Linked DNA regions of Homo sapiens: regions 2, 3 and 4 are each linked to region 1. The links are chromatin loops, found by intact Hi-C in ENCODE. Cell type or tissue: Calu3. All regions are shown on one strand. Links, peaks and the distances in the headings refer to the core of each region. The heading gives the core; the rest is flanking DNA.

Region 1 (8,314 bases), core at 122-8,121:
CCCTTCAGAACCAAGGATGGTAGATTCACCAGCAGCTTGCACCTTGTGCCTGGAAAACCCAGAGGTACTCAACCCCAACCCATGACAGCAGCCACGTGGGTTGTATCCTGCAAAGTTAGAGCGCTGGAGCTGCCCAAGGCCTAGGGAGCCCACCAGGATGTACATCACGATGTGGGACATGGAGTCAAGGATTACATGACAGCTTTAAGATTTAGTGCCTGCCTACTGTGTTTCAGACTTGCATGGGGCCTGTTACTCTTTTCTTTTGGCCGATTTCTCCCTTTGGTAACGGGAATGTTTACCCAATGCCTGCACCATCTCTGTACCTTGGAAGTAAATAACTTGTTTTGATTTTACAGGCTCATAAGTGGAAGCAGATGAGTCTCAGATGGCACTTAGGACATTGGACTTGATGTTGGAACGAGTTAAGACATGGGGAAGAAATGACTGTAATTTGCAATGTGAGAAGGACATGAGATTTTGGGGGCTAGGAAAAGAATGACATAGTTTGGGTATTTGTCCCCTCCAAATCGCATGTTGAAATGCAATTCCCAGGGGCCCCCCTTACTCTCTTGCTCATGCTCTCACTATGTGACGTGCCTGTTCCAGCTTCGCCTTCTGTCATGGCTGTAAGGTTCCTGAGGCTCTCACCAGAAGCCAAGCAGATGTTAATGCCATGTTTGTACAGACTGCAGAACCATAAACCAACTAAACCTCTTTTACTTATAAATTACCCAGCCTCAGGTATTTCTTTATAGTAACACAAAAACAGCCTAACACATAAAATCGGTACATACCAGTAATTTTATTTATTTACATGTAAGAACACAATAACTTTGTGGGAGAAGGATCTAAGATACCCTTTATAGTACAATAAATGTTTTTTTAAGTATGTCTGTATATGCATATATGCATTAAAAAAGAACATATACTAAACTGTTAGCAGAATTATAGGCCATTTTCCCTTTCTACTTTGCATTTTTCTAAAGTATTTGAATTCTTTTATAATGACCATATGGGATTTTTTTAACTTTAAACATACAGCTTTCCATTTGGGACAAAAGTTTAAAGCCACAAAAAAGATGGTCATATTGATTTGAAGTGGCATTTGGAGAGCAGTCCCTGACACTAAATTTTACAGTATCTCCAAAAATATTTACAAAGACTCAGATACAAAAATTCTTAATGAAGTTGCAAACTAAAAATAACTTTGTATCATACATAAATTGGGAGTAAAGTCTACTAACTATAAAACCTATGCTGTTCAACTTAGAATCATAACTGACAGTCAACTACCACTTAGAACAAGAACATGCTAGTAAAAAAAGAATAGTAAACTGATTCTTCATCTCTCCCTATTTCCTATTCCCTGGTTCAAAAATCTATGGTCTGGAACTGCCCCAAAACTTTATAGACATAATACGAAAATGTGAATGAAGATCAGGAGTGGTAGCTCATGTCTGTAATCCCAGCACTCTGGGAGGCTGAGGCAGGCAGATTGCTTGAGCTCAGGAATTCGAGTCCAGCCTGGGCAACATAGCAAGACCCCGTCTCTACAAAAAATACAAAAATTAGCTGAGCATGGTGGTTTGTACCTGTAGTCCCATCTACTCAGGAGGCTGAGGCAGAAGTACAACTTGAGCCTGGGAAGCAGAAGTTGCAGTAAGCCAAGACTGCACCACTGCACTCTAGCCTGGGCACTAGAGTGAGACCTTGTCTCAAAAAAATAAATAAATAAAACAAAATAAAATATGAGTTATATATCTGGGGGAAAGTGACAGCAATCATTACCATCCTAAATGAGTATAACTTTCTCCCAGTGGTCACTCTACTTTCCAACATGTAAATAAAACTACTGTTAAGAAGAATTTTACGAAATTGGGACAATGAGAATATCACATAGTAAAGAAAGGCAACATTGATGACCTAAATATGTTATAATTGAAAAAAAAAACAAAAAAAACACAAAAAACCAAGTGTTTAGCTCAACCACAGACAGAAGAAAATACATAAATGCAAAACCTATTAGAATAAAAAAGCAGAAAAAATTTATCAGTCATTTCTTTAAAAAAAGATAAAAACCTAATCTGGAAAAACTGAAAGAAAATGAAAACTAAAGAAAATCTAGGAAGGAGAAACATATCTACAGAGAGGAAAAAATTAAAATATTTATATTACTATACATAACCTATGTAAAAACATAAATTATATGCTTAAATAAGAAAAAAAAACCATTGACCAATATTGATAAGATATCACAAACCCAAGAGTATATGCCTGAAGTTCACAAAAGGAAAAAAAAAATTATTAACTTTGCCCTACATAGCGGGGGGGGGGGGGGGGAATGTTTCTGTCAGGCTGTAGAATTGTTTTACCCTACTTACAAGCTAATAAGTTAGCTTTTCATTGTTTCATGGATTCTGGCAAAAGACAGAGATTTCTGAGTCAAAGAGCTTGATTACTTGTGGCACAGCAAGCAACATGAACATTAGTATGTTTACATGGGTTCCCCATGGGCCCACATTCCACAGGGAGAAGTATGATGGACCCACAAGAATTCTACACAGGCAGTGGGTATGGATCACATCTAAAGAACACTGAATGTGGGAAACCCATCATTTAATAACAAGCAGTAAGTAAGTTGCCCTTTGTCCCAGGGAGAAACACTCACTTATCCCTCAAAGTCACTCACTGAAAACACCCCGAGAAAAGGCCATGGTAAAGAGCAGTCAGGGCCTCACACGGTCTTGGCATAGTCAGTTTGTCTCTATTCACACTTATCAGGGAATGGGTCTATAATATGTACATCTAAAGGAGTAAACCAGACTGTCAGATGGGCAAGTGCAAATTACTTTCACAGTGTGCAAGCCCCAAGGAGTGGTATTTTTAAGCTGCCCATCTGTAGTCTTCCAAGTGGCAGACCAGACAGGTAGGCCATTGGCAACAGCACAAGAGTCAGTATGAATGTATTATATTTAACCAAGGGGTCAGATTTTGTTCAGGGAGAGGATGACGGCCTTGAGTTCTGCCCACTGAGTAGAGTGACCACTTCAGCTTTTGGTTTTACAAGGCTTATGCCTGGTGAAATGGTAGCAGAGGCAGCCCGAAGAGCCCACCAGCTGTTAACTTAGCTAAACGTCCCAGCAGCCTGGCCCAGGCATTTAGGGAAACCACTGTGAACTGAGGGCCCTTTTGAGCCAGTGACCTTACTTCAGGTAGTGAAATGGGTTATTTAGTTCACTCCCAAAAGAGTAGCTGCCACTTTTTCACATATACCTGATACCATGCTAGGGCCCAGAAGCTGGGCTTTTGAATATATAATTTCCATTTGAGCAGGGAGGCTTATTGGGTCCCTTTTACCTTGCGAGACACTGACTCCTAGTTGAACTACGTGAAAATGTAAATGTCATGTGGTAGAGTCACAAGGCCTCCATGGGTCAGGCATTCAGTTTCAACAAGAGCTTAAGAACTGCTATTTTAAAAAGGGGTGTACTAAGTGGCTGAGTCAGGCAGGTGGCACTATTGTACTTAGAAACAGTCTCTCGGGGTAGTCCAGCAGCTATGAAGTCTATACAAAGTTGTGATTGTCCTTTCTCCTCCTGGGATTGATTCTTTGTTGTTTCTGCTGGACCACCTGGGGGTGTCCATGTGTGGTAGTCTCTGAATGACAGTTTCCCTCTGGGCTTCACAAACATTGACAGCATTCACAGTATAAGCATGTAAAATACCAATACCAGTTATATAATCAGAGCCAAAACAATAAACCATTAAATCAGTCAAGTTTGAGTGCCTTTTCCTTAGGAGCCCAGATCAAGGAACATGTGTCAGACTACAACACAGTTATCAGGAGACTACCATCACCCACCAGGAGTACAGGGAGAAAGAGGTGAGCAGTGGGAAGAAATGTAAGTATTGACCTTTTTCTTCTCGACCCATGGGCCCTTACGAACTTCCTCTTCCAGAAGCTGTGTGTCAGTCAACATCCCACCCATGACAGTCTCCAAAACTACCAAGAACTGTAAAAGTCTAAGGTATGATTTTACCTGACTTACAAACTAATAAGTTAGCCTTTTATTCTTTTATGGATTCTGATAGAAGACATAAGACAGACTCCTGGGTCAAAGACAAATGACTTTACTGCTCATGACATAGAGCAAGCAGTATAAGCGTTACTATGCTTGCCCCCAAAGTCCCACAGGGGGTGACAAAATATGGACTTAGATGGATCCTACAGAGTTGGCATATGTTTCCGTTAAGGAACACTGGGCTTGGGGAAGCACTGTTTTATAGTAAGCAATAAAACACACTTGCTCCCTGTCCCCAATCCCAAAGGCAAACATTACCTCATTCCTCAAGGTTGCTCACTGCAAACACAACCCTGAGAAATGGCCCAGGTAAAGAGTGGTCAGGACCTTGCATTTTTTGCTGGTCAGACCAAGAAAGAACATGCAAGGACTCACAGGGCCCATGGCAGATGGACTTTCCTAATAGTTTGATGTTAATTTTTTTGTAATCTTCAAGATACTTTAGTTTCTATAATTATAAAAGTTGACATCAGAAACCAATGACAATAAATTTTAAACATTACAAAATTTCCTTTAAAAGATGCACTAGTGAGTTATATTATAGTGAGTCTAATAATGCCATAAAGGAATAGATAATTCCTATATTAACTCATCCAGAATAAGAATAATATGGCTGCCTAATTCACTTTACGAAAGTAGAATGACCGATAAAAATTAAAGATGTCAAATAATTTCAATAAATGTACAGCTATTCATTTATTAACACAGAAACATGAAAACAAAATGAAAGCAATCTTAATTCAAAAGCAAATTAAGATAATCCCACACCATTAATAATCAGTAGTTTTCCTCAGAATTGAAAAGAAGGTATAATATTTCAAAGTATTTTGTAATATATTAGTATGTCCAATGAGAAAAACCTTGTATCCATCCCAATAGTTGAAAAAATAATTGATAAAATAAAGCAATTATTTCTGCCTTTAAGTTTTAAAAGCAGGTGTGAACAGAGAAACATGCCATGTTATTTGATAAGAGATTCAATACAACACAGATGTAAATTTTTCCTAAATTAACCAATACTTTTAACATAATTCTAATTAAACCCTAACAAGGCTTTTGGGGAAGGGGAGCTTGGGGAGGAAAAGGATTCCAATGTTGACTTAAAAGCATCAACAAATACAAGGAGCTAAGGCATTCTGGAGGAAAAAAGAGCCACAATGAAGAAGAAATCCTCCTGTCAGAAACTGGATAATAAAGCAATAAATATTAAAACAGTATGGCACTACTATAAGAAATAGATAATGGAGCAGAACAAAGAGCTATGAAATAGACCATAATATAAATATAATGAATACAATTGACTAGGTACCTGAGGAAAAAAATCTGGTTGGATTCTTACCTTTTGATGAAAATAAATTACAGATAGATTAAAAGTTTAATGTAAAATAAAAGGAAAAACTTTTAGAAAGCTACAGAAAGAATTAGTAAAATCTCCCAATCAGGTTCGGGAAAAACTGTTAGTATAAAAACAATATAAAAGTCACATACACAGGAAAATTTGGCTACATAAAAATAAAAGTCTTTTGTATATGAAATTCAATACAAGTATAAGAAAATGTTAGAAATGGTTTGTTAACAAGTGAGTTAAGTATTAATATGCATAAATATATATTACTGTTTAATAGAGCTCTTTCAAAATTAAAAAAACTACTTTATTATTTTTTAAAGTATAAATAATCAGGCAAAAAAAATATACTGGTAGTATTACTCTAAAAAATCACTAATAAATTAATAATTTACTTCTGATTTGCCATTTTTTAAATTAAATACTTGCAAAAAAGCAAAAAAATAGTTTTGAATATAGGAAGCAACCTCATCTATTGTTTTGATTACTTTGTTATTCCCCAGGTATATATTCAGTTTATATTTAAAGAGCTATAGGCCAAATAAACTCAGTTTTGCATGTTTATTTCAAAAAACAAGTTATGCTTATATGAAACATTTCATACATTTTATGTTATTTTGGCACAATTTATATGCTAAAATCAAAAGCTAATCAAGACAAAACATTCTCAGATATATTACGGTTTTCAATACAAATCACATTCTTGAATATACAATGTCTTAGAATATTAAATTTTTTTTATTATAAGAAGTTTCTGCTATTGAACTCTCCTCTCTATAACCACTTCTTTCATTATAGGCTATTATTAATTTACCTTGAAGCAGCTTTCTTCAGCAGCTTTTTAATCTCATTAATTTTACAGGTGTGCTTCTTATGAATAACCACAAATGCATTACAACCATCTGGTGGTGGCTCATCAGCTGCAATCTAAGATTTCAAAGATTATATTTAGCTACAGCAGTTGATAATTACAATATGATTTTAAAACCCTCACACATTACTTTGATTAAAATAACTCATCAACTACTATTAAGTTATTGCTCTAATTAAAGTAAAAAAACATCTATACGTAGGTAGAATCTAAGAAATATTTTAATAAAATCAACTTTATCCTAGGAAAGACATGCTTCATAGTTATTGAAAAAATTCTATTAAAATTTTATGATACTTCATTTCAATTATTTGTCCTCATAATTTCCTTATCCCAAATAACTATAAAAATTACAGAATATATTCAATTACATTATAATAAATGACAACAATAATAATATAATCAATGATAGGCTATGGAACCAACTATAAACTTGTAGATCATTTTGAACTAAAGATGTTCATATTAAAGAACTCTATGTACATTGCTAGCGTGCCTCTTTGTCAAATACAGATTGGGTATTTTTACGCACCTGCTGAAACATCTGAATAGCTGGGGAGTATGCCCTTATAGAGAAAGCAAACTTTAAAAGGTTGATGTGTAAATTGTCTAGAAACTGTCCAGCTTTCTTCAGGATTAAGTTGTAATAAGAATAATCTGATTCTATAAAAAGAAGTCAAAAGAAAATAAATGTTAGCATTTTATACACTGCACATTGGCACATCTTCCACTGTAAGGCTAACTTAATGTCATATAATCATATCTGAAGTTTGGTTATGGATAATGCTAGAGAAAAATGGAAAAATCAAGATCTCAGTTCTATAATCAACTTCATTTTGGATCTTCCAGTAATGTCCAAGTAATCAACATGAGACCAGGTGAAAATAATCTTGCCATTAAAATCTATTTGGAAACACCAACATTTCAGACCAACTTACTCCAAAGTTGTGGGGTTATATTACAAGGATAAGATATAAGTCCTACCTACAAGGTAGAAATTAAGAACAGCAGAAAAGTTAAATAATATGATTGTTAATGAATTTTAAAGTACCTGTATGAATAAATTCTACTGAGATTTAGTGCCAATAGCCAAGTATAATTAGTGTATCCAGAATACTTTTAGGAGACAAAATTTGAACCAGGTCTTCAAAACTAAATGTCATCTTGTCTGGAACTTGAACAAACTAACCTGAGCTGCGAGTTGCCTACTATAAACCCTATTCAAAGAACTCAAAGACATAAAGGAGAAGGAGGGATCCTAGAATTTAATTAAAAATTCTCCAACACCCCTGGGGAGACAGAGATCACTTGAATGGGAGAAGGCAGAAAAGTGCAGCCTAGAGCTGAAGAAGACCTGGTGGCACTAACGGGGATAAGCAGGGGTGGGCAGAACTTTCTGTCTGTGCCCTTTTCCTTTCTCTACTCTTCCCTGGGTGTAACCATTGACTGCATTGTGTCAGAAAACTGTAATGTCATTCCAGGGCCAGCCAGAGATGGTAAGGTAATAACAGGGCAGCTCTGGAGTCCATTTGGTATAGGCATCCATAGAGGCTGGCCTCTAGACATTCTCTGGTAATTTATTCTCCTCTACATCTTGGCACTGGGTTATCAAGTGATGGAAATTTCTCATACAAAAGAACAGAGTTGAGGTAGATGAAGAGCAGTTCCCTGTGGATATCTGATGTGAAAGGGATAACAAGAAGAATGTGGTTACACCAGACTGCAACACCAGATACTCTCTTTCTGAGAGGAGGAAAAGGATGTTCTGACTGGAAGCAGACATTTTGGGGTTGGCTGGAAGACTGGGTTGTTTGCTGATTGTGACAATGTTTACTATTTGCTCCGAAAGTGCTGGGCCCTTGACCCTCAGTTCCTCTCTTTACCACAACCCATTCAGGGTACAGGTGTTATCTGGCCCTCCAAGTTGTCCTGTGGGAACTGAGGCTCAGGCAACCAGTGCAAATATGGGACATTGTGGTTATTGCTTTTGTTATATGTAATAAAGCCTTCTTC
Region 2 (8,314 bases), core at 294-8,293, 800 kb after region 1:
TGACTCTTGGTTATTTGAGCCTGGGGAAGTCTGTTGTAGGATTATCAGCTTCCTATCATGAGAGCGTCTGAGGACAGAGACTTGGGATGGCAGGGCCTGCTTCCTGCTATGCTCTCGTCTGATCACAGTACCTGTGGGATCAGCACTCTCTGCCCTCTAATCCTATCTCTCATCTGGCAGAGGAACTGTATTTAAAGCGCTTGCTTTTGAGACAGTTGGGTATCAAGATCAATTTTGCAATTTACTTTCAGAAGGATAGCAGCCTAAGTAGAGGTTTACAAAGCCCACAGATATCTTAGAATCTGACAAAAAGGAGTAAAAGCAAAAATAGGACAGAAAATGTTAAAAACACAGAAAAATAGTCTGGTATAAACTCTGTATTCAATTTTAGGAGAATCTGCCCCACAAAATGTTACTTGGACTGAATGGAAGGGTATCAAAGGGCCTCAACATGCAGCTCTTCTTCCTGAGAAGGATAAACGCCATCTGCGTACCCCACCACTAACATTGTCACTGAACAAGGAATGAGACCCTGGGGCACAGCCTCCCCACTGGGGTTCCACTCTACTCCTGCCTCTGATATGTAGGAGCCCAACATGTATTTGTTACTCAGTGAATAAAAGCTTTATGTCTTTCTCTATCACGCAGCAATATATTGACTCTCCACTGTGGAAAATGAGGAAATTCTTGCGTCTTTACTTCCCTTGACAACCCCTCAGCTCACTCTATGCCCAGCGTCTACTGGCCTTATCTTCACTCTGTAAGGCTTTTGAACATTCACATCTGGCCTTCAATGTAGCATAGACTTTTGAACTTGTTGTCTAGGATGACTCTAAAAATCAAAAAGCCAATAAACAACATACATAATGTGACCCTGTAAATACTCACAAATGATGTGATTGAACTCACAAACAAAAGAATAGACACAGGTTCCTCTAACCCATGCCAAGGTCAAACGGATTCTACTCTCTTACATTTCTAGTCCTTAAAATAATGCCACATTTTAGTTTGCATCACAGATGGTTGTAACTTTCTCTTTCAGCTTTTTGTTTCTTCTAGGAGTTGCTAATTGTCTTTTATCTTATGGAGAGAATAATTCTATGACTCTTTCATTATTATTATTTAAAATATTCAATCCGTGAATTCTGGTATCTATTGAAAGGTGAAAAATTTGCTCTCCTGTATGTTTCCTTAAAAATATCTGAATTGTCATCCTTGTAAATCTTTTCCTTGCAGACTGTGTTAATTCCAGGGTCTTAGATCCCATCTCTTTTTTATGGATTCCTTCTTATTTATATTAGAATGCTTTTTCAAATACAGTCCTTTTTTCCACAGAGTGCAAAGAAAGCAAATACTCTGATTGTATTACTATTTTTTATTTTACTTATACACTTAATTGATAATTTGGCTAGGTATAAAATTCAATGTTTAAAATAATTTTCCCTCAAAAATTTGAAGCTACTGATTCATTATTTCTAGTCTTCAGAGTTCTGATGAGAAAATCGTGGCGAGTTGATTTTTATTCCATATATCTAATCTCTTTTCAGGTTCTTCCTCTCTGGAAGCATTTGGATCTTGTCTTTATCTTTGGGGTTTTAACATTTCATTCAGACCCCTTAAATTCATTTAGGCCTTTTCAATTTCAATGCACAGTTTTTTAGACTTAGGAAATAGTCTAATTTTACTTTTATTATTTCTTCTCTTTTGGTTTCGTTTCTCTTTGCTCTCTATTGGGGATTTTTTTCAAGATGGATATTGGACATACAGATTCCATCTCCTTGTCTCTTACATTAATTTCTCATATTTTGCATGTCTTTCCCCTTCCCTTTCATATCTGACAAGTTGCCGGGTCCCCACTATTTGTCTTACCTATTGGTTTATTTTCAGGCTTGTCATATATGAGTATAAATTAGTTTCTAAGAACTTCTACTTTTTTTCTCCTGTTCTGTTGTGGTTTAATAGATCACATAATGGATAGTCATCAGGATAATCATAATAATATTTTTAAAGTTGTCTTGTGTTTCTCAAATATTTAGTATTCTTGACAGTCCATTTATATTTATTGAAAAGACTCAGTTTATTAATGTGTGCAGCTAGTGCCGGTCCCTTCTTTCATTACATTCATCTGTCTCTCCAATAAAGATATACCTTGTTTTCATTTCTTATGGCCACAGTGACAAAAGTACCACTAACTGGGTGGCTTCAACAGCAGTTTATTCTCTCATAGTTCTGGAATCTGGAAGTCCAAGATCAAGATGTCAGCAGGGTTGGTTTCCTCTGAGGGTGGGAGACACCGTGCCAGGCCTCTTCTCTTTCGTCTGGAAGTCTCAGCTGTTTTTTGCCTTGTAGATGGGGTTCTCTGTATCTTCACATTGTCTTCACTCCACATATATTTGTCTCTATGTCCACATTTCCCCTCTTTATGAGGACACCAGTCATATTGGATCAGGGCCCACTCTAATGACCTCACCTTAACCTGATTTTCTGCAAAGACCCTATTTCCAAGAAAGGTCATATTCCCAGGTATGGGGCAGTGGGGTGGTGGTTAGAACTTCAACATCTTTTTTTCGGAACGGACACAATTCAACCCGTAACATCTCTCAGTGGGAGAACAATGATGGATTTTGTGTTGATTGGTAAAAATCAGCAGTTGGGCTGGTCAGTACTTCATTGAGAAAGACTAGTCTTCTGAAGCCTCACCCCTAACTAACCCCACCCATCATAGCAGATCATTTAATCACTCAATTTCTTTAGAGAGCAGTTGTCTGATAAAATACTATTGTGACCAGATGCACTACGAAAGGGGAAGGATGGTACAGGAGGGGTCCACTTATTCTCTTTAAAACACCAACCTTTGCCTTCTGCTTAAAGGAGAGGAATTCCTTCTCTTTATAACTTTAAGTTATTTAAGTTTTTTAAGGTCAAAATGTATTTTAAAGAAATGTACTTAAACTTGACTAGATATGCTGTGTTCAAAGCCACAATCCCCCATGAGCCGCTAAGAATCTGGAGGTTTCTACCTGTGGAATGCCTGTCCATCTCCTTCAGGGGTCTGCCTAAGTCCTAGCTGCCCTTAGAAGGGGCAGGGCTCTGAATGGGAATTGAGCAGAAGGTCCTTGTCTGTACATACTAGCCCTAGACTAAATTTAAATCCCCAGATCGTGGCTGCAATGTTCTAACAAGGAAGGCCTCACATATCCTGATGGTGCTTGAATGACAGCAACACTCTAGATAGATGCTGGAAAGCACAAAGGTGACTTGCAATGTGATTAAAAGGAAGGTTTTCAATGGAAGGGTTCAATGGAAGGCCAGACCTGAAAACAACAAAACAGGGCTGTTACTAGAATTCCAGAAGTCACCTTTGGAAATTCTAAAGAGAAATGACTGAGGCAAATTAAGAGGGGCTACTGCTCTGTAAACTGGGAATGAAACTTGAGGGTACCAGTGACTCTAAAAGTCCTAAGCCAAAAGTCTATGCAGTTTACATCAACGTTTGGTTCACGTTGTACTGGGGGGCATTTGCCAAGCAAAGTAGGATTTCACAACAGAAGAATTTGCTGTCCCAGAACATGTCTCTTGGGAGCCTGAGTGAGAACACTGGCCTTCCTGAGCCAGGGATTTGTTTAACAACAGTGATTCATAATTTCAACAACCAAAATGAATGTGGAAGCATGATGCGTGAAGACCCTGATTATGAGGGACAATCGTGCTGCCCTGTTCTCCCTGACCCCTCTTCAGGAGAGCCAGCTGTCCAGGGGAAAGGTATCACATCCCCCACATGCCACAAAAGTGCTCCTGCCCAGTGGCAGACCTATGCTCAACTTTCCTTGGGATGATTTTCTCATTAGATTAGAGAAAAGGCAGTTGTCAAAAAGCCATTTCACATCAGCGCTCCAAGAGGCTTTCTGAGTTTGTGCAAAGATTATTTGGGTATTTGAACTACTCTGATATAATGTTTTTGGGGCATTTCTGTTCCTCCATTTTCCCTTTGATAAGGGTGCTAGGTCGTGTTCTCTCTTCTGCTGGAGATGCGATTCCCGTCTGTCCTTATTCTGCCCAGGTGTGGTACGAGATTCTACCCCTATCTACTGGGTTGAACAGAAAATTAAAACGCCCTCTTGAATTCCAAGTGCCTTTTGTGGTTCAGGCTGTAAACACCATCAGCACCATCAGGCTCTCAGCATGAGTTAAATACCTCCAGAACTAATGGCTGTCGCAACTTCCCGCTGCCCCCAGAAAGGGTCATTGCATTTTAACTGCTGTGTCACCCTCCATGGCTGTTTGGGGGGTGCACGATGTAGGAGAAGGAGGCAGACAGCCTTTAAAATCCATCGGAGGTCAATGTATTCCATTATATACACAGTGCTTCACATTCAGTTTTAACCTTTGGTGAAATTTGCAGTGTTGGGATTTTTTATGCTAGAGTGGACGCAGGAAATCACAGGTGCAACTAATTTCAGCTTTGACTTACAATCACTGTGGGCCCCTTGAATTTTTATATGAAATTCTCTCTTTAGCTTGAATGTAACGTGTCAGAAGTCTGTAGCTTGTCTCTGTAATATACATTAATAGGTAATATTGATTTGTGGAAATTAATTACTAGAAAAATAGTTCTCAGCACTTAACTAGTGTTTGGGAAGATTCGAGAGCCCCCTTGTGGCTATAATCTTCCTTAACTGAAAATCAATGAAAAGCTTTTAGCTGGTTTTTTGTTGGATTTTTGTTGATGGGTCTTCCCCTCCCCACCTTTTTCTTTTGGTTGCAGTTGTTTGCTTGCTTTATGTGTATGCTTTGAATTGTTTTTCATTTAGATTAGCTCCAATATAACACGTCATTTCAAGAAAACACACAGAGATAGCAGCAGATGTCAGCAACAGGTGACCTTTTTTTCTGCTTATCACCAAGAGAAATAATCAACACAAAGGGGCATGTTTAGGGAAGTTCACTAAGAAGGGAAATTACAGTTGTGTTATTCTGTTGCTTAAGGGATGCGCCCCCTCCCAACACACCATTTTAATCATGTATTGATTGCACAAATGAAAAAGCCACCTCTTGTAGCCCTAAGCTACATTTACTTTGAAAGTCTTAAAGATTATTTTATCAGATTTACATATAGCCATGAAAAGTGGGATAGTGTCCCCATTTGAGTGTTTTAAAATCTCTAAGAAATGAATGTTGAAAGCTATTACCTCTGGAAGCTTCAATCATGCCTGAAGAAAAATATTTGCAACTTAAGGTCAGTGCTCCACACTTGAATTGATGAAGAGAACACCCAAGGCAAAGTTTAAACAGAACGAATTGATTTTTTTCTGGGAGACTTAAATTATCATGCATATATTTTTCTAAATGTCTGTCGTTGCTTTATTAATTAGGCAGAATTGCAGCTTCGGAGCCACTGCAGCTGAAAGATCCCATTGAATGTCCATGTGCTAAGCTGGGCTTCTGGAAGAAACTCATGCTAATTATCGTCAATAAGTGGATTTTGAAGAGAACCTGATTAGGGCTCTGCATTATTTCCAGCATAATTTGGTTTTCCCTAGATTAGTTTATGGACTGACACTGGCCTCTAGTCACAAATGAGTTACTAGCCCTGCTTGTTGTTCCTAGCATGGAGAAAAATATCGTGGGTGGGAGCTGAAGAACAAAAAGAGAAGCAAAAATGAAAGACAAAAGCCTTGGTGTTTGGGCCTGGATAAAATACATGAAAGTTAAAGATGGTATCTGTTTCCTATTTTGTCTTCAATGCACAGGCGCAATTAGCAAAAATCTTAGTTACAACACTTGGTTGGGAGTGAGAGAGGAGACTAGTGCACAGGTAATGCTAGCCAAGGTGAAGTGTTGAGCAGCAACCACTTTACTCTTTAGAAGCTGTGGAAAATTCCAAGCTCCCACACTATCCTTCTTGGTCTTTTCTTGATATAGAGCTTTTGCAATGTGCAAGTTCCTTTCAGAATATTCATAAAAGTCTACAAGGGTTGTATCAAAAGAACTCCACATCCATATTGAATAAACTCCCACTAGCCAAAAATTGGATAAATTGAGGATCAATAAGGATCATGACTACAGTGTGTTGAAACTTCTTAAGTATATTTAGATTCATGAGCTTATGGGATACTAAAACAAACAAACAGCAATAAAAATCCCCTTTGGGGGAGACTGTAAGAAAGCAACCCACTATTTTGAAAACTAGTAAGTAAAATGAATCAAACATTCATTTGCCTTTCCTATGTGAACTCTACCTCAGGATGCCAAATAGTTGATAAGGGAAAGTTTCTTTTTATAGAGGCATTCCAGCTAATAAATGAAAAAAGAAATGACAGAATAAGACTTTCACCATTTTGCAACCCCCTTCTGGATGAACATCAGTGGCCACTGCCATCAGAAAAAAAGAGACCCCAGACTTTATTTACCTCCAGACTGAAGTCTGGAACACTACCTACTTAGAAATGAGTGTATTATTTAAGAATGATTCTTCCATAATCAAAAAACATACCAGAAGGCATATCCATATTCTGGCATTTCTGGCTCATTCTCCTGGGTCTCCTTTTTCAGTTGATTTCAAAGAAAAAAATGAGCTAATATCAGTGAAACCTCCCAACTTGTAGAATAAAGCGTTAATTTTGTGTTTTCTTTCTAATTCTTAACTATGAGCAAAATAAGACGGTGTTGGGTAGTCAATTGATGACTCAGCACCTTAAGGTCAGGCCACGCAGTGTACCATTATATCATAAGCACCTCGCATAGTGTTTCTCATGAGACACAGAACCAACACGTGTATTTAAACAAGCAAACTAAATGAGCACAGGAGTTGAAGTAAGAAAAAAAGAAGTCCCAGCTCTACTACTTTTTACTTGTTGACCTTAAGAAAATCCTTGTATATGGCCAGGCACAGTGGTTCACACCTGTAACCCCAGCACTTTGGGAGGCTGAGGTCGGTGGATCACCTGAGGTCAGGAGTTTGAGACCAGTCTGTCACATGGTGACAGACCAGTCAGTCACATGGTGAAACCCCCATCTCTACTAAAAATACAAAAATTAGCCAGGCATGGTGGCAGACGCCTGTAATCCCAGGTACTTGGGAGGCTGAGACAGGTGAATCATTTGAACCTGGGAGGCAGAGTTTGCTGTGAGCCGAGATCGTGCCACTGCACTCCAGCCTGGGCAATAGAGTGAGACTCTGTCTCAAAAAATAAAAAAAAAAAAGAAAAATGCTTGGATATCTCTGAGCATCAGTTTTCTCATCTGTAAAAGTGGACGAAGAATCTTTCCTTTGCTGTCTCTGATATAATCTTGTTATATCAGAGGATCAAGAAGGATCAAATGAAATAATGGATGAAGAAAGTAGTTTGAAAACTTAAAAAAGTTAGACAAATAAAAATTTGCTTTAGGTTGTTTTTTAAATATTCATTAATACATCTTGTTTAATATTTGAAATTTCACTCTATTTGGACAGTTTATGAGGCTCTAATAATCATGGAGAAGGGAGAACGCTGAAGTGCGGAGTGTGTATATAAATGGTGAGGCTCTAATAATCTTGGAGTTTATGAGGCTCTAATAATCATGGAGAAGGGAGAACGTTGAAGTGCGGAGTGTGTATATAAATGGTGAGGATCTGCTAGGTATCAGCTACTGCCGGGCCCTTTATATTCACTTCTTATTCAATAATTCCCACAACCCTATGAAGTAAGTACTGATACTTCAGCTGTTTAGGTGAGGAAACTAAGGCTCCCAGAGGTCAAATAAGCTAACCAAGTCACGCTGAAAGCGAGGTGGGTTTAACGTTGGAACTCGAATCTGTCTGACTTCAAACCTATTTTCTTTTCACTCCATATAAAGTGAAGTTCCCAACATTCTTGAAATTATGCACTCATGCTTTGTCCAAATGAGCACAGTTTGACTTGTACTTTTCTTAAATCTCTTCCTGAATACAGGCTTTGGGACAGCCAACTTCAGGATTCAGCAACCTTCTCTGAACACTTTTCTGAGTCTTCATAGCATTGTATTCAAGATCTGTTTTAAGGCTGAAAAGAGCATTATGGCATGGAATGAGCTTTGGCTTTATTTCAATTCTCTTGCATAGCTATTTTCAGCCTTTATTGTTCTGACATTACTACAGCTTTTGGCTTCTAGATTCTTTAGGTGTGTTAAAAATGAATGCAACTGCAATAATTCTCCCTTGTCTCTAATGCCCCTTCCTCAAGTGTAAATTTGTTACAGCTTTGTGGGTGTGCTGGGCTCAGGAAAACTGTTTCTATAGCTTCTTCTAAGCTGTATATATTCAGAGCATCCTCTGGATCCATGCACTCCTGTGCTA
Region 3 (8,314 bases), core at 254-8,253, 940 kb after region 1:
GATGATAAGACATGGAGCTTGTAGCCACTAAGACTAGATATCTAAAGCAGAATTTCTTAAACTTTTGGGTCTCAGGACTATTTTACACTCATAAAAAAAGTATTGAGGACTTAAAAGAGCTTTGTTTAATGTGACTAATATTATCACTGCATAGCATTTTAGAAATTAAAATGGAAAAAATTTAAATTATTATTTTAAAATGAGAATTATAAACCCATTACACAGTGGCACAAATAATATATATTTATAAAAACTAAGACTTACCAAAGCAATAAATACTAGTGAGAAGAGTGGCATTGTTTTTCAGTTTTTGTAACCCTCCTTAATGTTTGGCTTACTAGATGATAGATGGGCTCTAATTAAGTAATTTGGATATGTTGTTTTGGTTGAAATACATGGAAAAAAAGGAGTATATTTAGGAGTCATTTCAGATAATTTTGGACATTCTTCTTTGATGCAACACCAAAACGCAACACACGGTAATTTCTTAAAGATTAGTTGCAATGTGAAATATCTGAAACAACATTTCATGTCTTTTAGGTTAAAATTTTTGCCTATCTTCACTTGGAATAGATCTTTACCCTTGTTTGATTTTTTAATGCTTATGCAATGGTCATTTGGAACCTATTGGTTTATTAAGTATTTTCCTAATATTGACATATTTCATTATTCAATGCAAAAAAATAACATTTGCTAATATTACCACAAATCTCATCAAAAAAGCCTTTTAAAATTGGGAAGCTGTCAAACTCATGGGACAGATACAAATTTTCCGTAATTCTAATTTTCACATGAAAGCTTGAACTCTATTACTGGAAACAAATGCTGTCAGTTTTGTTCCTTGAAAGGACAGGTGCATTTTGTTGATTTTCCGAAACTCTTGGCCAAATGCAGAAGTCTGAAAAGCACAGTTTGTCTGTTAGTCACTATTTCAAAAGAAAATAATGTTCCATGAAAAAAGCAGCTAGTTCGGCTTGCAACTTAAGTAATTGCACAAGTGTGTTTGCACAAGACAGCTATGGATTGAAGAATACAGAAATTCTTTACACATACTCCCCATTTTGTCACACACAACCTTAAAAGCATGTTCATTTCAGAATCTAGATGTTTAAAAAATTAATAATAAATTTTGTTGCTTCATTAGAAGCATTCTGAGTGAGACTGAAATATTCCTTTTTTGCTGCAAGTATGTGGAGGTGAAGAAAGTGATGACTATTAGCACAGCTTAGTACCACTGCCTTGGTTTGTGCTATGGGACCAGCAGTTAGACCTACCATTACATTTGCATCAGCAGGGTAAATGACAAACAGTGAGAAGAACAAAATACATTTTTTAGTAGTATTACAAAAATAGCTTTGACATCTTGGATCCCTCAAAAGAATCCAGAGGACCTTCAGAGATGTGCAGATCACACTTCGAAAGCCAGGGTCTAAAGGATTATCTTAATGATTACATAATTAAAAAATGTCAAGCCAATGCTCAGATAAATTTGCTAAGCAAAAGCCTTAAATGTGTATGATTTGATTAAATAGAAAACCCAAGTTTTACAGCATTTAATGTTTGCACGGAGTACAAGAGTAGGTAAATTATGTCAATGCACACAGAGCCACATAGATCCTCCCTCAACCTTTTTTTGGTTTTGGAGTTCCTTCAGGTTTGATCAAAGTCATGGAATATTATTATTATTATTATTATTTTGAGCTGGAGTCTCGCTCTGTCTCCCAAGCTAGAGTGCAGTGGCAAGATCTCAGCTCACTGCAACCTCCACCTCCCAGGTTGAAGTGATTCTCGTTCCTCAGCCTCCCAAGTAGCTGAGACTACAGGCGTGTGCCATCATGCCAGGCTAATTTTTTGCATTTTTTTAGTAGAGACGAGGTTTCACCATGTTGGCCAGGCTGGTCTCGAACTCCTGACCTCAAGTGATCCTCCCGCCTCAGCCTCCCAAGGTGTTGGGATTACAGGCGTTAGCCACCATGCCCGGCCTATGTTCTATTTTAAAATGATTAATGGGAGGAAAACTTACCTTCAGAGAAAGACCCAACACTTTATCACATCAGCCATGTTAAAGTTTCTGAACTTCTTGGTGAAAGCAAATTTTTTATGATCCTTCAGTGTTAGGACAGGTCTAGAAAAGAAAGAGGAAAAAGTGGGAATGAGGAGGAGATAATAAAGGAGGAGATGAGGTGTTGAGTAGGCGACACCAGTGGCTGAACTTGCCTTCTTTACATTACTCCAAACAACTCCTTCCAGGTGACAAGAATCTGCAAAATTGTGGAGGATTCCCTTTTAACATGGTGTATTAGTAAGTTCTCTTATTGCTATAAAGAAATACCTAAGACAGGGTAATTTATAAAGAGAAGAGGTTTAATTGGCTCACAGTTCCACAGGTTGTACAGGAAGCATGGCAGCATCAGCTTGGCTTCTGGGGATGCCTCAGGAACCTTACAATCATGGCAGGAGGCAAAGGGAGAGTGCACTTCACATAACCAGAGCAGGAGGAAGAAAGAAGGAGGAGGTGCTGCACACTAGATCTCATGACAACTTACTATTGTGATGACAGCGCCAACAGAATGTGTTAAGCAATGAGAAATCACCCTAATGATCCAAACCTCCCAACAGGCCCCACCTCTAACATTGGAGATTACAGTTCAACAAGAGATTTTCGTGGGGACACAGAACCAAACCATATCACATGGATTTCCATTTAACATTGTCATAAGTAGATTTGTTTCCTTAAAATGAAATATCTGTGGTACTACTGTATATTTTAAAATACACAATCTGGATGATAATGTGTACAGATAACAAGAAGTCAGCATCGATTTAATGTTCACCATACATGAGGCATACTTCTTAATCTGCGTAGGGATCCAAGTCAGCTGGGCTGGGACACCTGAACTACATGGGTTTACAGATTTCTACATTTTACTCACACAACAATAAGTACTAAGAAAAATGTGAACAAAGCATTTTTTATTGTGTAGAAAAGCAGCTTAACCAATGGTTAAAAGTGTAGCCCCTGAAACAGACTTGCTTGAGTTTCAGCTCCCCTTCCACCATTTACTATATATGTGACCTTGGGTGAGTCCTCTAATCTCCCTGTAGTTCAATTCAGTTCCTTCCATAATATGGACATCAAGATAATAATTTCTAATTCATAGAGTTATTATAAGGGCTAAATGAGTTAATATATGGGAAGTGCTTACAACCAAGCACTACAAGGAGTTTGTTCTCATTGTCACCAACATCATAATCATTACCATTATCATTATTATATGTTTAACAGCTTTTCTCACTTACTTCTAAATAAAATGTCTCCACTGCAGTACACTCCAAGCCAAGTAGTGAATTAAGCACACATACTGCTTTTTAGAAGGAAACTTAATCATTGTGGATTCTGCTTACTTGAGATCCCTCTGACATCCAAGGGGATTTTACATGAGTTTTTACGGAATTCTTTGATCTATTCTGAAGATGAGGGTTCCATTCAAAAGCTTCCAACTGCACTTCATCCATGTTCCTATTCTCAAAGACAACATAACAGCAGTTTCCATGTGGAAATTTTTTTCCACATGCACTCAATTAGAATAGGGTATCTCCTTTGGTTCATTTTTCATTTTCATTTGTTTTTCTAATCTTCCACAAGCTCCATTTAACCAAATAACCCATAAGATTTTCTTTTTTACTCTTTTTGCACAATTTATCTCCTGACTTCCATTCTTCCCACAGATTTGAAACTAATGATTGCCAGTTGGGATAAATAAAAACTTCCCTAAGCATCTCCTTTTCAGCCCACATACTCTGCTCCATTCTTTACTAGGCAGGTGCAGCCTCAGGGTAGGTTATTTTTTCTTTATGCATCAATGCTTATTTGAGTTAGCTTGTAGCTCACAGGGATTTTGGTTATATGGAGATATTTTGTACCTCAGCAGACACAGAAGGAATGCTGTTGGCAAGGGAAGTTGTAGCACGACCTAGAAATTCCTTTTTGTCATGAAGCAGGACCCTAAAGCTGAAAAACATTTCTTTCATTCTGGAGAGAAAGACACACAGAAACACAAGATGAACATCACCACCAATAACAACCGCCTGTGTCAATGCAAACAAAAGCCAGAAATCAACCAGTTGAAGAATTAGCTAGCCACATGGTCATTACCTTATATCCCAACAAGCCCAGGGCAAATTAGGATTCCTAAAACAGGATCCTGATTTTCCCAAATGAAATCTCCACACACTATATCCCACCATCTCTTTGGGTTTAGGGTTCCCTTCGAATCTTTTCTAAGAATAAATTAGGAAGGTGTTGTTTTTCTAACATGCAGTCTTTAATGGATACTACTTTTCTTTTTACAAAGGACTCTAATGGATGGAAAAAATTTTAAAACAGTTATCTGTGGGTTAATTGAATTATAAGGTAGGTTAGGAACTGCAGCTCATCAGTGAAAAAAAAATATGTACATTCACTAATTTTGCCAGTTTGGTTCATATTTGTTGGAAGACTCAGGTTTTATAGAAAGAGATTTTATAAACAACCCACCCTCATGTTGTCTTTCGCAGCAATTAATATATATGGCTGAGAAGGCATTTCAAGCTTTCCATTCTTTGAGGCACTTTTATTTCTAATAAGGTTCTCTGCCCTCTAGTGGTTGTTTTGTTTCAGGCATTGGCGTCAAGGTGATGTATGATTAGGAAGCAAAATTTTGCCTAAGGATTTTTAAGGAGTGGTTGTGCTCTCAATTTAACATTGAAAGTGGTTTCTGGAGGGCCGTTAGGATGCTAAGGGATTCTAGGATGACTTCACCTCATGTTGCACAAAGATAGGTGTAAACCTCTACTTTATTTTTCAAACTATTTATCTGTGCTTGAGGATCTGTCTCATTTAGGCTACATATTACAGTTTATTATAATAATTCATTATTTCCATTTGAAAGTTAAAAGAGAAGAGTTTATGTATGGCCTTAAATTCTGGCTGCTGCAGCAAACGCTTGAAATTCAGTCCTCCGAAAAAAGGAAAATGAGTCCCCTCAATTTTGAAGGCCAGAGGGTAGATCCATATGCTGTTTTGTGGGGCCCATCTTCCTGTTTTCAAGTCCAAGGAACTCTGTGGGAATCTGGTCATACTCATGCTTGGGCTTTGAAAAAGCCAAGGTGATTTGGAAAATATGTTCTGAGATGTAACAGCTGCGGCTGCATGATCAGAGGCAGATTTATTTTGGTACAGCTGCCAGGCCCTTGTTGTGCCTTCTGTAAATTTTAATTCCTAGTAATTATTGGAAGTGACACCAACTCTTGTTAATTAACCCTTTTGACATAAACAGAAGGTGTGCTTCCTCCAGAGGACTGGGGGGTGAGATGGAAAAGAGATCTTGGCGTGGCACTCTCGCCCCCTTATTCATCAACCCTCGGAAGATTAAGATGATCAGGTGGATTGGTTTGGAACTGCTCTTTCATATTAATCTAAGAAGCTATGCTATCCATTACTTATATGATGATGGGAGGAAGGAACAGTTCTAAATATGAAACTAGAATGAAGAAGAGGTATCAAGCGTTACAGAATAGGCCCAGTGCGGTTACAGCATGACTTCAAATCACCTTTTCTACAATTCTGATGTCATATTCTCAAAAGATTATTGTTTTAAATATTTATACTGTGGAATAAATTATATATGTGTTGTGTGTATGTGTGTGCATAGCTTAAAAGAATAATGAGAAAATAAATACCCTTGTACCCACTACCTTTATGAGGTAATGCCAAACTGTTTTCCAAATTGGCGTGTAAATGTTCTTTCCTAACAGCTCTGTAAAAAGTGTTTACTGCACCACACTGCCTCAGAAATACTTCATATTATCCAGCTTTTAAATATGTACCAACCTGATAGACATGAAATGGCAGTTCTCTGTAGCTCAATCTTGCGTGTCCCTGAATTCTAATGAGTTTAAGCAACTTTTCATGTATGTATCGATATATTTTTACCTATAGTTTCTACTGAACCATTTGTCTTTTTATTCATTTGTAAGTCCTTTATATCTTCTAGATATGTAAAGTCAGGGGTTTATATTGCAAATATCTTCTCCTGGTTTGAGGCTTGTCTTTTTGCTCTCCTTATGGTATATTTTGGTGAATAGAAGTTCTTAATGTTTTCATGGAGTTGAATTTATCAATAATTTGTTTGTGGTTTATGTGGTTGGTGGCTTGTTTAAAAAATCCTTTTTCTCCTAGATTCTTAGAATAGTGTCCTATGTCATCTAAAGTGTTACTGCACCCTTTTGGGTCTGTGGTAAAGCAGGCTAACTGTCCACCAAGTCCTTGTGCTTATTCTCTTCAGAAGATAGAATTGTCAGGAAGAAGCTGCTCAGTCAGTGATTGGTTAACCCTTGTTTGCATCTAGATGGGATCATGTGACTAGTTCTTGTTAATGGAATATGAGTAGACGTGATGTCATGCTCATATAAGAAGTGATAAATTATCTCCTTCCCCATCCACAAAAATGCAATTACTCTGGGATCCTGGGATCTGATGAAGCCACAAGTGGAAGGAACATAGATGCTAGAATGACTATGTGTAGGTAAATAGCCCACTACTATAAACTGAATGTTTGTGTTCCTCCGAAATTTATATTTTAAATCCTAACTCTCAATACAATGATATTAAGAAGTGGGGACTTTGGAAAGTGATTAGGTCATGAGGGCAGAGCCCTCTTGAATGGGATTAGTGCCCTGATAAAAGGGACCCCAGAAAGAACAGCAAGAAGATAACTTTCTATGAACTAAGAAGCAGGTCTTCACCAGAACTCGACCATGCTGGCACCCTGATTGCAGGCTTCCAGTCTCCAAAACTGTGAGAAGTAAATTTCTGTCATTCATAAGCCACCCAGTCCATGGTAGTTTATTGCAGCAGCCTTACCTAAGACACCTGCCAACCAGGAACACGCATATTCAGCAGCCAGTTGAGCAAAAAAAAAAAAAAAAAAAAAAAAAAGGATTTCTATTGTGTTAGCCACTAAATTTTTGGCTATTTTATTTCATCACGTAGTATTACCCTAACCAATGTGGAAATTGGTACCTACAAGTGGAAAGCTACCTTAACAAATTCTAAAATATGTGGCATTGACATAGTGGATGGGTGATAGAAAGCAAGGAAAAAGATAAAGCAAGACAGAAATATGGAGATCTCTGTTATGCAGTAGCATAAAATGGTGCCTGCTGTAATTCTGAAAGCAGATCAAATGCCTCGTAGATATGTAGCTCTACAGGAAGTAGTTGCAAAGAGCTAAAAATGTTACCATGTGTTGGTTTCTACTCACTCTTATCTCAAGGTATATAAAGAAAAAGATGCGTCCAAGCAAGAAGTGGTTGTCTTGAGAGCAGAGATAGAAAGGAGTGGAGAAAGTCCAGAAATTTAGTGATTCAAGGATTGGCAAAGCTATTTCTGTACCGTAAACCATGATTTAAAAATTAGAATGAAAAAATATTTAGAGCAAGAAAGACTCATTAGGAATTCTCAGTTACACAAAAGGATTAGGCCTTGTGGCAAAGATCAAATTAAGGTTGTTTCTTTCCAATTCAAGGTTATTTTATGAGATGGCCTCAAGGTATCTGCCATTACATTGAGAAAGCCAATGGTGGGATACAGGGAGCAAAAAGCAAAGACATAAATCAGATTGAGAATTATGTCGAGGGAAGAATGAATGTAGTTATTCATACATGGGATTTACTGAAATTGAATAGATGAGAAGTCTACTGTGTCCATGGGAATTATATTGTTGAATAAACTGCAATCTGGCTTTAAAAAGCCTGTGATTATAAAATAGTCATGCCTCCAATAAACCGGCCCCAGCAAGAAGCTGGCAGTGAAGATCCAGCCCTCTCAAGGAGGGCAGACCCCTCAAAGCTCATTTCAGATGGGTTCTTAGGCAGTGGGGCTCTCCACATGTAGTCCCCAGGCCAGCAGCATCACAATCAATCAGGAAAATGTTAGAAATGCACATTACCCAGACTTACTGAATAACAAACTCTAGGGATAGGGCCCAGCCATGTGTGCTGTAAGCCCTCCAGGTGATTCTGATGCTTGCTGAAATCTTGAAACTGCCTTAGAGGAGAAAAAATAAGAATCTCTGAGAGAGTGGAGAAGTGCGGAAAGGAAGTTTCTCCTAGAGAACGGACTTGAGTCTCATCAAGGAACTTCCTCTGTAGCTAGGGAACGTAGTCTTCCTAATGCCTATATGGCAGGATTTTGAAGTTCATTTGACTATTGTCTCCTATTCTTTTCTGAAGGATATTTTATATTGCAGTTATCTTTAATCTGCTTTTTCTT
Region 4 (8,314 bases), core at 56-8,055, 210 kb after region 1:
GGTTTATGGTCTTGCCAATGACTCACTGATCTTAGTTAAGTGCGTTTTGTTGGGTCTCTGGGCTTCTGTTGCCCTCAGTGGTGGTGGGAATAATCAGGTTTCAGTGAAGACACAACCTCAAGTGTCACTTTAATGTAGACTGATTGGTTTTGGAGAGGGTCTGCCCTCTCAAAAACATATTTGATATACTAATTTAAATAATTTAGAACACTTAAAAACAACCAACCAATAGATTTATGTACATTTCAAAGAGGAAATACCTTGAAGATTTTTATGATTAAGATAAAGAAATTGGCCAGACGCAGGGGCTCATGCCTGTAATCTGAACACTTTGGGATGCCAAGGCGGGCAGATCACCTGAGGTTGGGAGTTCAAGACCAGCCTGACCAAAATGGAGAAACCCCGTCTCTACTAAAAATACAAAATTAGCCATGCATGGTGGCTCATTCCTGTAATCCCAGCTACTCAGAAGGCTGAGACAGGAGAATTGCTTGAACTTGGGAGGCGGAGGTTGCGGTAAGCCAAGATCGTGCCATTGCACTCCAGCCCCGGCAACAAGAGCGAAACTCCATCTCAAAAAATAATAATAATAATAATAAAGAAATTAAGACATTATAATATCTTTTGTTTTGGTGGTGGTTGTATATATTCTTGCTAATCAAAATATGTGAACCTTCTAACACATACTATTTAAATGGAACAACACATTCTGTGTTTCAATTTCTGTCTTATACATAGTGAATATTTTTCTGTTTAAGTAAATAAAATGGCATAGTTATATTCTTGGGGGCCTTTAAATCTAGGATAGACATCTTGGTATGAATACACATTTATGGCACATACATATGGTAAAGTGAAATATTAAACCAAGATATGAAAGAATCTTTTGTCAAGTACAAGGCAAAGTCTTTTAACAATGGTTATTATTGATGAGAGCCAGCTACTCTTAACATTATTCACATTAATTGATTAGACAGTCAGTAGTGTCTTGGTGCTCCATCGTGATGTTATCTGGCTAGTGTGCTGCATAAATATTTTTATATCATTTAAAACTGTGGCCTGTAAAATCCATAGTTGTAAGGATTAGTCCCTTTATCTTGACACTAGATAGAAGTATTTTTGGCCAATCTCTTGGGAAAAATATGCCCTAAAATATTGGTTTTACATGATCCCATATTTTGCACGTTCCATACAAAAGTACAAATACGGCTCCCATATCAGATATATTTCTTCTCATCAACAGACTATATTTACTACAAACTTTGGGATAAATATTTACCCATTTTTGCTCTAAAAATAGATACTTAACAGCACTTGTTGAGAGCCATGCTAATCAATTTCATCTGGCCTCTAAAACAGGTGTCATTTTGATAAATGGTCCTAATTAAGCTGAGATATAAAGTAGGAAGCCGATTGAGTTAATGCATTGGCACCTATATGGCCACGGTCAGACAAGTACAGATGTTACGATGAGGTAAAGGCAGCCCTTTATTAACTTGGTTAAGTTTTCAAGTTCTACATCTCCCGTTGTTTGATCAAAGAACCTCTGTACTGTGACACCACTGGCTTTAACTTGCATTTATTCACATGGTTGCAGGAGACAAAGGTAGCTATGGAAAATTTAGCTCTTTCAGGTTATTTTTTAAATAACTGATTTCTATCCTGCAGTGAGAGACAAATGCATAAAAATGATTAATTAGACAAGAAGCCTCATTGTTTCCAATCTATGAGTCATATTTTTTTCTGCACAACATGGGTTTCAACTGCTGGAAACAAAGCTCTTTTATGTCTTCTTATATTAATTTCAATACAGATTGTCCAGGTAGAGAATGTGCAGAAGGCCTTCATTGCATGCTTCTTCATGATTGTTGGTGCAAGATGACACAAGGACTGACCTTCTCTTTTGAATTCCAGTTGCTTTATGATCTCACAGTATCAAATTATACCATCAACAATTCTACGGTTGGGTATTCCAAGAGAGGACTTGTAATTTCTCTTTTTATCTCTACTTATTCATTAAAAAATTCATGGGAATAGGAGAGGTATGTTGAGGGCATATTTTAACAATCTCGGAGAACTTAGTTCAGTTGATCTTTCTTAGAAGGTTATCACCTCAGCCTTCTAATAAAGGATCAAGTAGTAGATATTTCAGGCTTTGTGGGCCATATATTCTCTGTTGCAGCTACTAAATACTGTTGTTATGATGTGAAACCAGCCATAGATAATACATATGTGAATAGGTATGGCTGTGTTCCAATACAACATTATTTATGGCTATCAAAATTTGACATTTCATATAATTTTCATGTGTAATGAATATATAGTTTTTCTGAGACAGAGTCTTCCTGTGTCACTCAGGCTGGAGTGCATTGGCACAATCTTGGCTCACTGCAACCTCTGCCACCTGTGTTCAAGTGATTCTCCTGCTTCAGCCTCTGAGTGGCTGGGATTACGGGATTACAGCCAGCTGCCACCACACCCAGCTAATGTTTGTATTTTCAGTACAGACAGGGTTTCATCATGTTGGCCAGGCTGGTCTTAAACTCCTGATCTCAAGTGATCCGCCTGTCTCGACCTCCCAAAGTGCGAGGATTACAGGTGTGGACCACCGTGCCCGGCCTGTCATGAATATTCTTTATTTTTTTATGCAACCATCTAGAAATATAAAAATGTTCTTAGCCTGTAGCCATACAAATACAGGCAATGGGCCAGTGTTGGTCCATGGGATGTTGTTTGCCACCCCTTATTTTAATGCATTTCTTGAAACTCTGTGCAAAGGAATTAAGCATTGTTTCTGCCTTCAGGGAACTTTTCATTCAGATGGAGGAAAAGTCAGTCACATAAAAACGGATCAATGTAATAAAACAGAACGTCATTAAAGGCTAAAACAAAAACCATACTAATTCTCTGGCCAGCCCCAGAAGGAGGAAGAGGGACCAGGAGAGGGTGAGTTAAGGAGCAAGCATTGCACAGAGGAATGTGCGTGTAGGCGTGGGTGTGAGGAGAGCAGTGTGGATGGAGAAGCAGAGGTCCTAAGGTACATGCAGCTCAGACAAGAAAAGGCAGAAGATGCTTTTTAAATTTAGGAAGGGTTTCAAGTTATCATAAGGGAGCCAAAATGTCCCCCATTTCAAGATCTGGTTTTGCTCTTTTGTATAGCCATCAAAATACCAAAAAGTGAAATTAATTATATACTTAGTTTGAATGCCATGGTTTATGCTGAAAAACCCAGGAGGGGTACTGATTTTGGTTTTCTCTGATTTTTGGGGCCTATCACTTTGGTGCTAGACAGCACTTGCCATTTCTCATTCCTCCATGTACATTTGGTCATTCGGTAATCACTATTACACCACCTTCTGTGAGTTAAGAATTAGACTGGTGCATTAGTCAGGTCAGGCTGCTATAATAAAATACCATACTCTGGGTGGCTTAAAAAACAGGCACTTATCTCTCACAGTTCTGGAGTCTGGGACGACTAGCTTAAGGTGCTGGTGGATTTGGTCCTAGTGAGGGCTCTCTTCCTGGCTCACAGATAGCTCCCTTCTCATGGTGTCTTCATGTGGTGGAGAGAAAGACAGGAAACCCGCCCTCTAGTGTCTGCTCTTAAAAGGGCATTAATGCTACCATGAAGATTCCATCCCCATGACCTTATCTAACCAACCCTATTATCTCCCAAAGGCTCCACCTTCAGTTATCATCATATTTGGAGTTAGGGCTTCAACATATAAGTTTGGGGGTCACAAACATTCAGTCCATAACAAATGGGTATTGAGGATATAAATAACAGAAGAGAACATAATTTCAGCCTTCAAGGGGTTCACTATCTCAGGGGGAGACCCCCCCCTTTAGGCTCTTAGTATTACAGAGTGATACATGATGAAATAAAGGGCACATTGCAAGGGAGGATTCAGGCAGAAGCACTTAACTCTGCTTGGAAGGTTAGGGCAAGGGAAGGATTCACAGAGAGGGAAACATTTAGGCTGTGTCTCAAAAGACAAGTAAGAAGTAACCAAGAAGAATATTCTCTACAGTACATGCGGAGTTAGGAAAGCACGGGGTATGTTCAAGAATTGCAAGTAACTCAGGTTAGAGCATGGGAGGAACATGTTGAATTGGCAGAAGATGAGTCTAAAAGAGCATCAGAGCTTAGGAGTTTGAAAGATTTTTCATATTAAGGAGTTTCAACTTTATCCTGTGGGTAATGGTGAGTTGTTGAAGGACCCTGAGAAGAGTAGTGATATACTCATTTTTGTCTTTTAGAGTGTAATGTTGAAGATGGATTGGAGTGGGCAACAGGATATGGCAGGGAAACAAGAGCCCATCATTTTGGTCCATGTGAGAAATGATGAAAAGTTAGAAAGGCATTGAGGCTTGGAACGGAGAGGGTAGAAAACTCTCAGGGTACTGGTTTTGACAACTGTATGGATGATCAACCAGATAGGGATCACTGGATTGATTTGATGGGAAAGGTAAATTGAGTGTTTGGAGATGCTGAATTTGCGGTTCCAAGTGTAACTATTCAGATCCTAGATGAAATATGGGTCTGGAGATGCAGACTTGGGAGTTACTCAGCATGAAATTGTAGTCAAAGCCTTGGGAGCTGAGGAAACAGGTCAGGGAGGGTGAGTTATAGGAGAAGAGGAGGTCCAAGGATGGAATTTGGTGAAGACCAATATCTGGGAGGAGCATAGGAGCAGTATGGAAGCCAAGAGAGGACTGGATGGGAATGGAGGAAGTGGAGGCATGAGTGTAGACTTCTCTCACAAAAATGGAACTAAATTGCTTTTGGGGGCCTCAAAGTCAAGAGAAGCTTTCTAAAAGATGGGCAGTATCTGAGCATGTTCACAGGCTGAGATGATGGGGCCAGTAAAGACAGATGGTTCATGATATAGCAGAGAAAGGAGGCAGGGTCCTGAAAATGTTAGGATCCAAATGATTAACTTGGATAGGAATGGAACCCAAGACAAACAGAAAGACGTGAAGATACTTGCGGAAATTGACAAATATAGTGGTTGAGGATTAAGAAGTTAAGGCGGCTCCCACCTGGATCTACATCTTGTCTATATGGGAGGTGGTAAGACCACCTACCCTGGGTAAGGTGGAAAGAGAGGTATGAAGGGTAATGTGGAAGTGGCCAGTTAGGAAAGCAGGGAGGGGCTGCCTCAGTGAAACTCCAGAATGTGTGCATGTTGAGGGAGGGATTGGAGAAGAAAGCAAGTGGGACCAGTACAGAGCTCCTCCATCCTTACTGTGCCTGTTGATCCTGTGGGAATCTTGCTAACATGCAGATTTTGATTCATTAGGTCTGGGGTGGGGCTTGAAATCCTGAATTTGTGACACTCCCAAGTCCCAAGTGATGCTGATACTATAGTCCTGTATTAGTCCATTCTCACACTGCTATAAAGAAGTGCCTAAGAATAGGCAATTTATAAAGAATAGAAGTTTAATTGGCTGACGGTTCCATAGGCTGTACATGAAGAATGGTTGGGGAGGCCTCAGGAAACTTATAACTATGGCAGAAAGCAAAGGGGAAGCAGGTGTGTCTTACATGGCCAGAGCAGGAGGAAGGCGGGAGGGGAGGTGCTACACCCATTTAAACAACCAGATCTCATGATAACTCACTATCATGAGAACAGTACCAAAGGGGAGATCCACCCTGTGATCCAGTCACTTTCCACCAGGCCCCACCTCTCACATTGGGATTTACAATTGGACATGAGATTTGGGCAGGGACACAGACCCAAGCCATATCAAGGCCCATGCGCAAAAGTTTGAGTAGCAAGAAAGTAGGACGTTTTTCTGGAACTGGCTTGTATATACTCGCTGTATTTACTAAGATTATATGTTTATGTGAAGGGTGGGGTTAGATGAAGACTGCTGATAGAGTACATAGGGGGGTTAACCTTCTGACGCTAGCCTCAGTCTCTGTACTGACCAGTCATAAAGTGTAAATACAAGCTATTGTTCCCTATGATGTTGGAAATAAAAATGTTAATGACACCAGTGTGAAGGATTGTGTGCTTGTTTCCAGCAGCATTTGTCTGCTTGGGTATAAGAGGGATACACATAGCCCATTGTTCTGAAGGGGAGTGTGGTAGGAAAGTTGAAGAAATGTGCCGCATTGACCAGATCTGGAAAAGAGGTACAGCACATAGCCTGGAGAGGGTGTTAAGGTGCAAGAGTGAGAAAACTGGATTGTTACGAAATTATGTTCTGAGAGTGTGAATTCAGAGTATAAGATGCTAGAGCAGAGGTAGGTAGCCTGAGATATGACACAGTTCAACAGTGGCTATCAGTGTGGTTGTTAAGTAGGTGTTGGGATGGATGGCAGGAGTTGAGGATCAGAGAAAGACAAATGTGAAAGCTTCGCTGGTTGTGAAAAAGATCATAGGATTGTAGTAATAAGGAAAAGGAGGTGTTGGGGATAGTAGAGTCAGAGGTCATGAGCCTCTGAGAAATGTCCTACAAAGGTAGGAGAGTAACCAGAAATGGCAGACAAAATATAAACAAGAATGCTTCTGTATTGGGTGTGAGAGAATGTGCAGTCTCCACCAGAGAGGGCTAAAAGGGGAAAATCAGTACCTAGGAAGTGCAGGATCTAAATAGGTTGGTGAAGAGCTCTGAGCATCCTGAGATAAGCTTGAAAAATCACAGATGGGAGTGTCAGGGGGACAGTGGTAATGAGCAGGAGGGTTTCCAGGGAGCCCAGAGACAAGGACTGGAGAGGGATTGGCTGTGGGGGAATCAGGTGCAACCAGGGAAGGGAAGATCAGTAGGAAGATGAACATGGGAGAAATGATCGGTACCTAAAGATGATTTCCCTTGGTGCTGTGCTCAAAGATGAGAAGCAACAGAGATTTTGTTGACTGGTCTAGGGGTTCTGGCTGAAACTTGGGTAAAAATGATGTTGGGAAAGAAATTAGCAAACGTGTTCCCAGGATGGATGTGTTGGGTGGTTAGGCCTAGTGTGTTTCATGATGTATGTGGCCTTGGTCAGCCAAAGAAGAGGTCTGCTTATTTTATGCCTACCAAACAAGAAACCTCTACAGGTTTAATTTCATACTTTTGGTAAACATGTTAAGCATTCTTTTTGAATGACAGTGCAGAAGAATCTATTGCATGATTGATACATTGCCTTTTTAAAAATAAAATACTGATTTTGTGTAAATAATATGTTTTTCTCTAATTGTAGTGTGGAAATATTTCTATAAATTGGAAAACAAAAAAATTACAATAAAATGAATTTCTAACTTCCTGCCCTAAGTGGGACCACTATTAGGCTAGCAAGAGTAGAATTTCCATCCAGAAAAAGGACTTTTTATTTATTTTTTCTTGAAGTTATATAAGGTATTATATGCAAAAGTCTTGTCATGGCTATGGAATGGGTAGAATATTGCAGTGTTGCATCATTGGTTCTTTTTGTTCCTTTAGTTTTGTGTAGTAGCTATTACTGTACCATTGAAAGCAATAGCCAGTGGAAAATGCGGTTTTGAACTTGATGAATATAGAACATTCATTTTATTATAAAGGGTTTGGAATAACTAAGAAATCAACTATAGTTTGAAGAGTTCCAGCAAAATAAATCTGAAATGGAAAGAGAAACAGTGATGAGGGCTGGAAAGGATACATAACAAATGAAGATAAAGCCAGTTATGAGGAAGACCGAAAACACAGAAGGAAATTGGGAGAATAATAAAGGAGATAATGAAACACAATAGAAAACAATGAGATGATAGCCATTTGTGTTTACCTGGGAGCTTCACTCAGAAATTAAACTTGATAGGAAGAGGGAATGTGGAGAGGTTGGGCAGCAAGCTGATAATGACTTGGTACCTGAAGTTTAGAGATGTGGTCGGAGCAAGTCTGTCAATAGGAAATAAAATTTATAGAAGGAATTTAAATATAATTCAGGGAGCTTTTGGGGATTTAGTGTTAAGGATCAACATGGTCAAAATTACAGCAGGAAATAATTTGCATTCAGGATGCAGACTCACAAAGAAGCCAGGGAGAGGCATTTTAGGGGAAAGAATGTGGTTACCTTACTTACTGTGTGTTGGATGGGACACACCATAGCACATCAACATACCCACGTTCTGCAATGGATGCAACTTATAAACAAGACTCTTTCTTTTGGGTCTTTGTTTTTTCATCTGTTAAAAAAAAAAAAAAGGAAAGAAAAAGAAGCCAGGCATGGTGGCTCACGCCTGTAATCCCAGCACTTTGGGAGGCTGAGGCAGGCAGATCACCTGAGGTCAGGAGTTTGAGACCAGCCTGGCCAACATGGTGAAAACCTGTCTCTACTAAAAATACAAAA

What was found. Peaks named below come from ENCODE experiments on the same cell type or tissue, not always from the same donor. Only the 100,000 strongest peaks of a DNase experiment are listed, where the experiment ranks them.
Region 2: a loop joins it to region 1, with 12 times the contacts of the local background. A loop is called at or near these places in 51 of 110 quality-filtered maps.
Region 3: a loop joins it to region 1, with 15 times the contacts of the local background. A loop is called at or near these places in 55 of 110 quality-filtered maps.
Region 4: it touches region 1 in a loop (27-fold over the local background); 23 of 110 quality-filtered maps call a loop at or near these places.

The regions. Positions count from the first base shown.
Region 1 is chr13:96,016,796-96,025,109 of GRCh38, forward strand. UGGT2 (UDP-glucose glycoprotein glucosyltransferase 2) reads right to left here. Exons shown (of 39, transcript NM_020121.4): 3 at 6,834-6,964; 4 at 6,245-6,357. Among named protein-coding and RNA genes, the nearest start is that of UGGT2, 32 kb to the right of the region's middle. In Calu3, for the core only: no CTCF peak of the experiment used is centred there; a DNase peak (open chromatin) is centred at 3,516.
Region 2 is chr13:96,812,892-96,821,205 of GRCh38, forward strand. The region is part of intron 1 of HS6ST3 (heparan sulfate 6-O-sulfotransferase 3); the gene reads left to right. Among named protein-coding and RNA genes, the nearest start is that of LINC00359, 170 kb to the right of the region's middle. RefSeq lists an enhancer at 3,910-4,667. In Calu3, for the core only: no CTCF peak of the experiment used is centred there; no DNase peak of the experiment used is centred there.
Region 3 is chr13:96,953,839-96,962,152 of GRCh38, forward strand. It overlaps LINC00359 (long intergenic non-protein coding RNA 359), which reads right to left. Exons shown (of 3, transcript NR_051966.1): 2 at 2,024-2,125. Among named protein-coding and RNA genes, the nearest start is that of LINC00359, 26 kb to the right of the region's middle. In Calu3, for the core only: no CTCF peak of the experiment used is centred there; no DNase peak of the experiment used is centred there.
Region 4 is chr13:96,225,946-96,234,259 of GRCh38, forward strand. All of the region lies in intron 1 of HS6ST3 (heparan sulfate 6-O-sulfotransferase 3), which reads left to right. Among named protein-coding and RNA genes, the nearest start is that of HS6ST3, 140 kb to the left of the region's middle. In Calu3, for the core only: no CTCF peak of the experiment used is centred there; no DNase peak of the experiment used is centred there.